Linked DNA regions of Homo sapiens: region 2 is linked to region 1. A link is a contact called in ENCODE Hi-C or POLR2A ChIA-PET data. All regions are on one chromosome and are shown on one strand. The core of a region is the stretch at or near the end of the contact, and the rest is flanking DNA. Distances in the headings are between cores, read along the strand shown.

The links. A loop is a pair of places that touch in the nucleus more often than their neighbours do. ChIA-PET counts read pairs that join two places held with the same protein, here RNA polymerase II (POLR2A). Pooled maps may share reads with other maps.
Region 2: a pooled map shows a loop between it and region 1 (2.3-fold over the local background). The contact joins two enhancer-like sites. A Hi-C loop is called at or near these places in 2 of 50 pooled maps. POLR2A ChIA-PET finds 5 or more read pairs at or near these places in 3 of 52 experiments (Caco-2, HepG2 and activated T-cell).

The regions. Positions count from the first base shown.
Region 1 is chr17:64,571,082-64,574,476 of GRCh38, forward strand. SMURF2 (SMAD specific E3 ubiquitin protein ligase 2) reads right to left here. Exons shown (of 19, transcript NM_022739.4): 10 at 717-875. Among named protein-coding and RNA genes, the nearest start is that of CEP95, 66 kb to the left of the region's middle. Within about 2 kb of position 1,875, at least 3 of the 41 ENCODE cell types and tissues checked have a DNase peak (open chromatin) inside an H3K27ac peak, as active enhancers do.
Region 2 is chr17:64,705,633-64,709,596 of GRCh38, forward strand. No RefSeq gene overlaps it. Among named protein-coding and RNA genes, the nearest start is that of SMURF2, 45 kb to the left of the region's middle. RefSeq lists an enhancer at 752-1,951. Within about 2 kb of position 1,644, at least 28 of the 41 ENCODE cell types and tissues checked have a DNase peak (open chromatin) inside an H3K27ac peak, as active enhancers do.

The sequences.
Region 1 (3,395 bases), core at 625-3,124:
TACCAACATATGTAAAGTATAAAGAACAATGCTTGTCACACAGTAAGTGCTACTAAGGTGTTAGCCATTAATATAAATTATTAATAATTTTGTATTACAATGGCAACACAAAATTAGCCTGTTCAACCCCTACTTCTCCTGTCAAGATATTGCCTCTGTAAAAGGCCATCTTGAGCACCTCTAATAACCCTTTTCCTAACATTCCAAGACAGGTTCCTACCTAAAAGCATAGTAGGTTTAAAATACTCATATCAGAGTAAACCTTGTCACACTCTTACATAAATTTTGCTCAATAAAAGTAAATTATAACTGATGAAAGTAGATGTTCTTTCATTTTTTAAGAGACAGGGTCTCCATCTGTCACCCAGGCTGGAGTTGGGGTGGTGTGATCATAGTCCACTGCAGCCTCAAACTCCTGGGCTCAGGCGATTCTCCTGCCTCAGTTTCCCAAGTAGCTAGGACTGCAGGCATACACCACCACACCCAGCTAATTTTTTAATTTAAACAACTTTTTTTTTGTAGAGATGAGGTCTCACTATATTGACCAGGCTAGTCTCAAACCCCTGGCCTCAAGTGATCCTGCTGCCACGGCCTCCCAAAGCACTGGGATTAAAGGCGTGAGCCACTGTATCGAGACTCACATTTATTATTAAAAGCATCTATGCGTTTCATCATGTTTAACTCCCATTTTAACATGTATTGTTTCAAAAACTTACTTTAAAACTAAATGCAAGTTAGCAGACAGCCGAGGATCTGTAAATTGTGTTGTTCTGTTGTTATGGTCAACGAAATAAACTCTGCCTGTTGCCGTATTACGGATCTCCCATCCAGGAGGCAATGGACCAAGCTCTTCACAATTGATGTTGCTAAGATCCCTGCAAAAACAAATATAAAATAAAAAATACCTCATTGCTCGCCCTGCTGAACCAAGCAAGTGTAAATGACACAGAACAATTCCACAAAGTGTGAGAAAATGTATTGTTTCAGAAACTTGAGATGTTCAGCTGGAATCTTTAATTCCCAATGGTTTAACAAACTTTCATCTTCAAAGCCCAATCCATAAATGGCTCAGAAAAACTTATCACATAGCCTACATTTTTTAGTAATTTCCTAGGCTTTAATGTAATACAGATTTAAATTAATATAAAATCAATCCCAATATTTGCCAACATAAACTGTATTTCAACACGTGTTTGACAGGAAGTAATTTTACAAGTGTCAGTGACATAAAGAATTAAATGCTTTCTAAAATGTCCCTTCATTTCTTTACTATACCATAAAATTTGCATAAAATGTCCATTCCATAATTTTAAGCTCGCCAACAAAGCAAAACTGGAAATGTTACTGAAATTATGATCCTGAAAATAATCACAGCATATTTTTAAAGAATAAACTGCAATTCTAAAATCTGTAAAGTTAGTCAATGAAGAACCTGTTTAAGATACATTACCAAGAGTGCTCTAAGGGTTACCACTGCAATAAGAAAAGCTAAGATTTTTAATGGACCAAAGACTATTGCTATTATATTATACATTCTTAAAATACTAGTATATATAGAGAAGGATTAATAGGGCCTTAAAGAATGAGTTAAGGAGCTTCCAGGTTGGTGAACACACTGAGGTACTGGACGGTGGCCTGCCCAGAGAGGGCATGGTAGCTCCTTGCCCTCCCCCCATACTGTGTCCTAAGCATTGCTTCCATTTGGCTGTTCCAGAGTTGTAGCCTCTGTAATAAACTGGCAATAGAACTGCAAATTCTTATCCTCTACACTGTTAGAAAAAAATATTTCAGTGAAGCTTCCAAAGTGTGGAAATTGCTGTTGTCATCCACCAGAAGAGAAAAGTCACTGCCCTTGGTGACATAATTGAGACTGCGTGTAACAATGTATGATATGATCAGGTCATTTCCTGCCTTAAATGAATACTTTAGGTTACCAGAGCCATGTGTAAATACCAAAGAAACGACATACTCTGAAAGTGACCAAGCAAACTCAAGCATCTAGATAGTAAAACTGTTTTTGTGGTCCTCTTTTTATTAAAAAAAAGAGGAGGAGGAGGAGGAGGAGGAGGAGGAGGAGGAGGGGGAGGAGGAGGAGGGGGAGGAGGAGGAGGAGGAGGGGGAGGAGGAGGGGAGGAGGAGGGGAGGAGGAGGAGGGGAGGAGGAGGAGGAGGGGAGGAGGAGGAGGAGGAGGAGGGGGAGGAGGAGGAGGAGAAGATAAAAGCAGCATGTTTATGTAAATTTAAATTGTAACAGATAATTATAAGTAATCACAAATTTCATCAAAACCACATTTTAAAAGTTATACTAGAAAAATGTTTTTCCTGAGATGACTTCTCCTTAGTCACAGTGAAACCAATGATGGGCACACAGGGACCTATATTTGCCAAAGCAATCATTCTGACTTCTGCTATAGGTGTTCCAAGAGACTCCTGCTACAGAACAGCTAAAGTGTAGGAAAAAACACCATTTGAAACACTGCTAGTCTCAAAAGAGGCAAGGGAAAGTTCCAAGAATTCTCCTCAAATTTTAAAAAAAAGGGAGTTCGGGGGACTGAGTAAAGATGGTACCTGAGTGGCAGGTAGGCAGAAGGGCAGGCCAGCAGCAAGACTGGGATAGGAAACCTGAAGCTTCCTCCCCAAGCTGAGAACTCAGGGAGTTCAGCCTCCCAAATTCAGCCTCCCAAAGTGCTGGGATTATAGGCATGAGCCACTGCACCGGCCCCAAATAGATTTTTAATGGTTTAGAAATGAAAAACAGGAGCTGGAGGACATTATCCTTAGCAAACTAAAGCAGGAACAGAAAACCAAATATTGCATGTTCTCACTTATAAGTAGGAGCTAAATGATGGGAACACATGGACACATGGAGAGGAACAACAGGTACTATGGCCTATCAGAGGGTGGAAGGTGGAAGAAGGGAGAGGATCAGCAAAAATAACGAATGGGTACTAGGCTTAGTATCTGGGTGACAGAATCATCTGTACAACAAACCCTCATGACACAAGTTTACCTATAACAAACCTGCACATGTACCCCTGAACCTAAAAGTTAAAAAAAAAATTAAAATAAAAAATGAACAATTCTACTGATAAAATGTAGAATTTCATTTCATGTCATTTTATTTAGAATTTTATAAATCTACAGTCATACACGGGAGAGTGCTAAAGCACTGATTAAAAGAGCAAAACACTAGAAATAATCTTTATGTCTCACTGGGAGCTGGTTAAAGAAAAATGGAATGTTATACAGTCATACAAAGTAACACAGATCTGTATTTCAAGACTACAGTCACTCAGTATGCAATATAACAAATAACAAGGCATTAACCATTGTTTTAAAGAGAAATGCAAAACATGATGAAATGAGATTTCTTGGATAAATCTAGGTATCCTGGAT
Region 2 (3,964 bases), core at 394-2,893, 130 kb after region 1:
GCTGCACATGGATGTCCAATGGGCATCTCCACCTTTCCATGGCCAACAGCTTCTGATATTCTGCCCTGAGCCAATTCTTCCTATGGGTTTTCCATCTTTACTAACAGCAACTCTGTTCTTCCATTTATTTAGGCTGGAAACATGGGTATATCTTTTTCTCTATTTTCTCATGCTCCACATCTGGTCTATCAGCAGATCCTGTGAGCTCTATCTTCAGAATATTCTGGAATCACAGCTTACCACTCCCTACCACTACCTGTCCAAACCACCATTCTCTCTCTCCTAGCCTACTGCAGTGCCCTTTTACTTTTTTTCTCTTATTTTATTTATTTATTTTGAGATGTAGTCTCCCAGACTGGAGTGCACTGAAGTGATCTCAACTCACTGCAACCTCCGCTGTCCAGGTTCAAGCAATTCTCCTGCCTCAGCCTCCCCAGTAGCTGGGATTACAGGTGCACACCACCATGCCCGGCTAATTTTTGTATTTTTAGTAGAGACGGGGTTTCACCATGTTGCCCAGCCTGGTCTTGAACTCCTGACCTCAAGTGATCCACTCACCTCAGCCTCCCAAAGTGCTGGGATTACAGGGGTGAGCCACAGCGCCTGGCCTGCAGTGCCCTCCTAAGTGGTTTTGCTGCTCCCACATCCTGCTCTCACCCTGTTCAGGATACTATCGGTGCCGCTTCCCAAAAGATCCTGTTCAAACATAAATCAGAGCCTGTCACTTCTCCATTAAAACCCTCCAGTGGCTTCCTGTATCATGCTGGGTGCAAACCAAAGTCCATACTACCACCCACAAATTGTAGCAAGATACTGCTCCTTTTAGCCACACTGACTTTAACTCCTGTGACGCTCCCGTCCTCACTCCATTCCAGCCATGCTGTTCATCAAACTGGCCTTTCCCCTGTTCATCAAACTGCCCAGGTGAGCTCTTAATCTCAGGAACTTTACACTTTCTCTTCCCACTGCCTAGAATGCCCTTGCCCCAGCTAACTGCCAGCTCACTCCCTTGCCTCTGTCAAGTCTCTACTCGAAATTTCCTTTCTCAGCAAGGACTTTCCCAGCCCCCTGGTTTGACATTTCATACTTCCCCAATGCCTGACATTACATATTGCTTTCCCAGCTTTTTTTCTTTGCTCAGCATTTATCACTATCTCACATGCTATAATTTTTATATCTTTTATCTTGTTTATCAGCTGTCCCTCCCAGCAGAACGTAATTGCTATGAGGACATTGATTTCTATGTTTTGTTTACAACCGTAGCCTGGCATCCAGAACAGGGCTTGGCACATAGTAGGCACTTAATAAATATTTACTGAGTGAATGAATAGATGGCTCCTTGCCCTAGATCTTCTCTTGATTACCTGTGCTTCAGAAGCTGGTGAGAAATCAGCAGAGGTTTCTAAGCACTTCCAATAAGTTGGAGTTGCCAATAGAAACATGTTCCTTCTCTACTCTCCCTCCCTGGCGTGCAGGGACCTGGGAAAAGCAGAGATGCTGATCGATATCTCTGACTGGGAAGGAAGATGGGATTAGGTACTAGAAATAAGAGGAAGGATGTCTCCGCCCGTCTGCTCAGAGGCTGCAATCTGCTTGGCATGCCGCCTGCTCCCAGAAACAGGATGTGTCCAGAGAGGAAGTGACTGCAGACGTGGAGTGGGGGAAAATGCCCCGTGCCTGAGACAGAACACTTGAGGCTAGTCATTCTGGAGCCTTCCAAGGGTCCATTCCTGGGGGATGAGTAAAATCCGCTCCGCAGTCTCACAGTGACTCATTCTGAATGGCGGAGAATCCAAAGCCCTTCCCTAAGTTAGGGCAAAAACAGGTGCTTCCTCCTCTGGGGTTCCCAGCTTGGGTGACTGATGCTGAAGGACAGAGGATGCCCACACACCTTGTTGGAGGCTCTGCAGGAACTGACAAAGAAAATAGCATGGTAGAAAGTCATTTTAACCAATCTTCTCTTCCTTGACTTGAGGTCAGAAGTAGACAAGTCTAGAAGGCCATTGCCCAGGTGTTTCTTAGGAAATCCGCTTCCTGCACCTTCCCCAGTAGCGGGTAAAGAGGCAAGATCGGCCTGACTGAGCCCTGGGGCCTCAAGCTCAGGCAGCCTGGCAGAGGGAGCCCCCTACTTCATTGAGCTGGTCCAGCCCCAAGGCCACAGAGGCTTTTTTTTTTTTTTTTTTTGATATGGAGTCTTGTTCTGTCGCCCAGGCTGGAATGCAGCGACGCAATCTCAGCTCACTGCAACCTCTACCTCCTGGGTTCAAGCAAGTCTCCTGCCTCAGCCTCCCGAGTAGTTGAGACTACAGGTGCCCACCACCATGCCTGGCTAATTTTTGTATTTTTAGTAGAGTCAGTGTTCCACCATGTTGGCCAGGCTGGTCTCAAACTCCTGACCTTAGGTGATCCACTTGCCTCAGCCTCCCAAAGTGCTAGGGTTACAGGTGTGAGCCACCACGCCTGGGTTTTTTTTTTTTTTTTTTTTTTTTTTTTTTTTTTAATTTGAGACAGGGTCTTGCTTTGTCGCCCAGGCTGGAGTGCAGTGGCACCCTTCACCTCCTGGGTTCAAGCGATTCTCCTGCCTCAGCCTTCCGAGTAGTTGGGATTACAGGTGACTGCCACCATGCCCGGCTGATTTTTGTATTTTTAGTAGAGATGGGGTTTCACTATGTTGGCCAGGCTGGTCTCAGACTCCTGACCTCAGGTGATCCATCCACCTCAGCCTCCCAAAGTGCTGGGATTACAGGCGTGAGCCACTGCACCTGGTCTGGCCCAGCCATAAGTCTTATTTTGCAGCCCAAAGAGAGAAAAACAGTCCCTACAGACACTCCCCAGGGGCTCTGCCTTGGTGGGCTCTCAAATTTGGACTCTGCCTGTAGGCCAAAGGGCACTAATGTCATAAAACCCACACCAGGAAGCTTGCGAAGAAAAACAACTTGGCTGTTTAAGAAAAGACCCACAAACACAGTGCCGAACATGGAAATGGACAGAGGCATCGATGCAAGTTTCCAGAAGGGCAGAAAAAGCTAGAAAACTCTCCCAACACTGAGTAACCACAGCAATCTCTAGACAGGTTCTGGGCCTTATGTTTACGATGAAATGCAGGAAGCAGCTCAAAGCCTAGAATGTTATTGTGAGCATTAATATTATGTTCATAAAAGCTGTGGTATTTTTTTCTTCTTCTCTGAAAGCCAAAGCAAGCATCTCTAAACTTGTCCTTGATAAGAGGTTAAATATAGCAGGAGGTGTCATGCCAGTATGCTGCTTCTAATTTATTTACAGAAAAGAGCCCCTATGGTGCAAGACATTCTGTAAGCTGCTTTTTTGTTTGTTTAAACAGTTGATCATGAGCATCTTTTCATGTCGGTATGTATACATCTACACGGTTCTATGTGCTTTCTGTAAACTAAGAAACTAAGGGGTCTTCCTCAGTGAAAGAGGTAGAGCTTTTGTAGGAAATAGCCTGGAAGTGGGCGTGGCCATAGAGGCCCCTGGGCCCCAGCCAGGCATCCATTCTTCCTCCCGGCTGCGGCTGCGGTGAACATTCTTGTGACCAGGAGCTCACACTTCAGCCCTTTCTCATATTCAGCAGAAACTGGCGCATCTCAAGTCTGAGCCCCACTTCCTGTTACAGCCAGAAAGCCGAGGAAGCACCACCCCTTGGCTGTCTAGAGCTCCCCAAATCCCTGCAATTTCTTCTCACCTTGCCCCAAGCTCATGTCTTCCTTTCTAGAAGCTGGAGATGAAGGCAAAGCAACCATTCTTCCTGGGAGAGTCACCAACCATCCCCATTTGCCTGGGACTAGGGGGTCTCCTGAGTTGTGAGACTTCAGGTTTTAAAACCAGGACAACCCCAAGAAAACCAAGATAGTTGGTCAGCCCACTCCCAGAACTGGAGGCATGGCCAATCCTGACAGAGCTGCTGGAGGTCCCCTTTTCACAGTTCCAACAAGGGTCAGGTTGG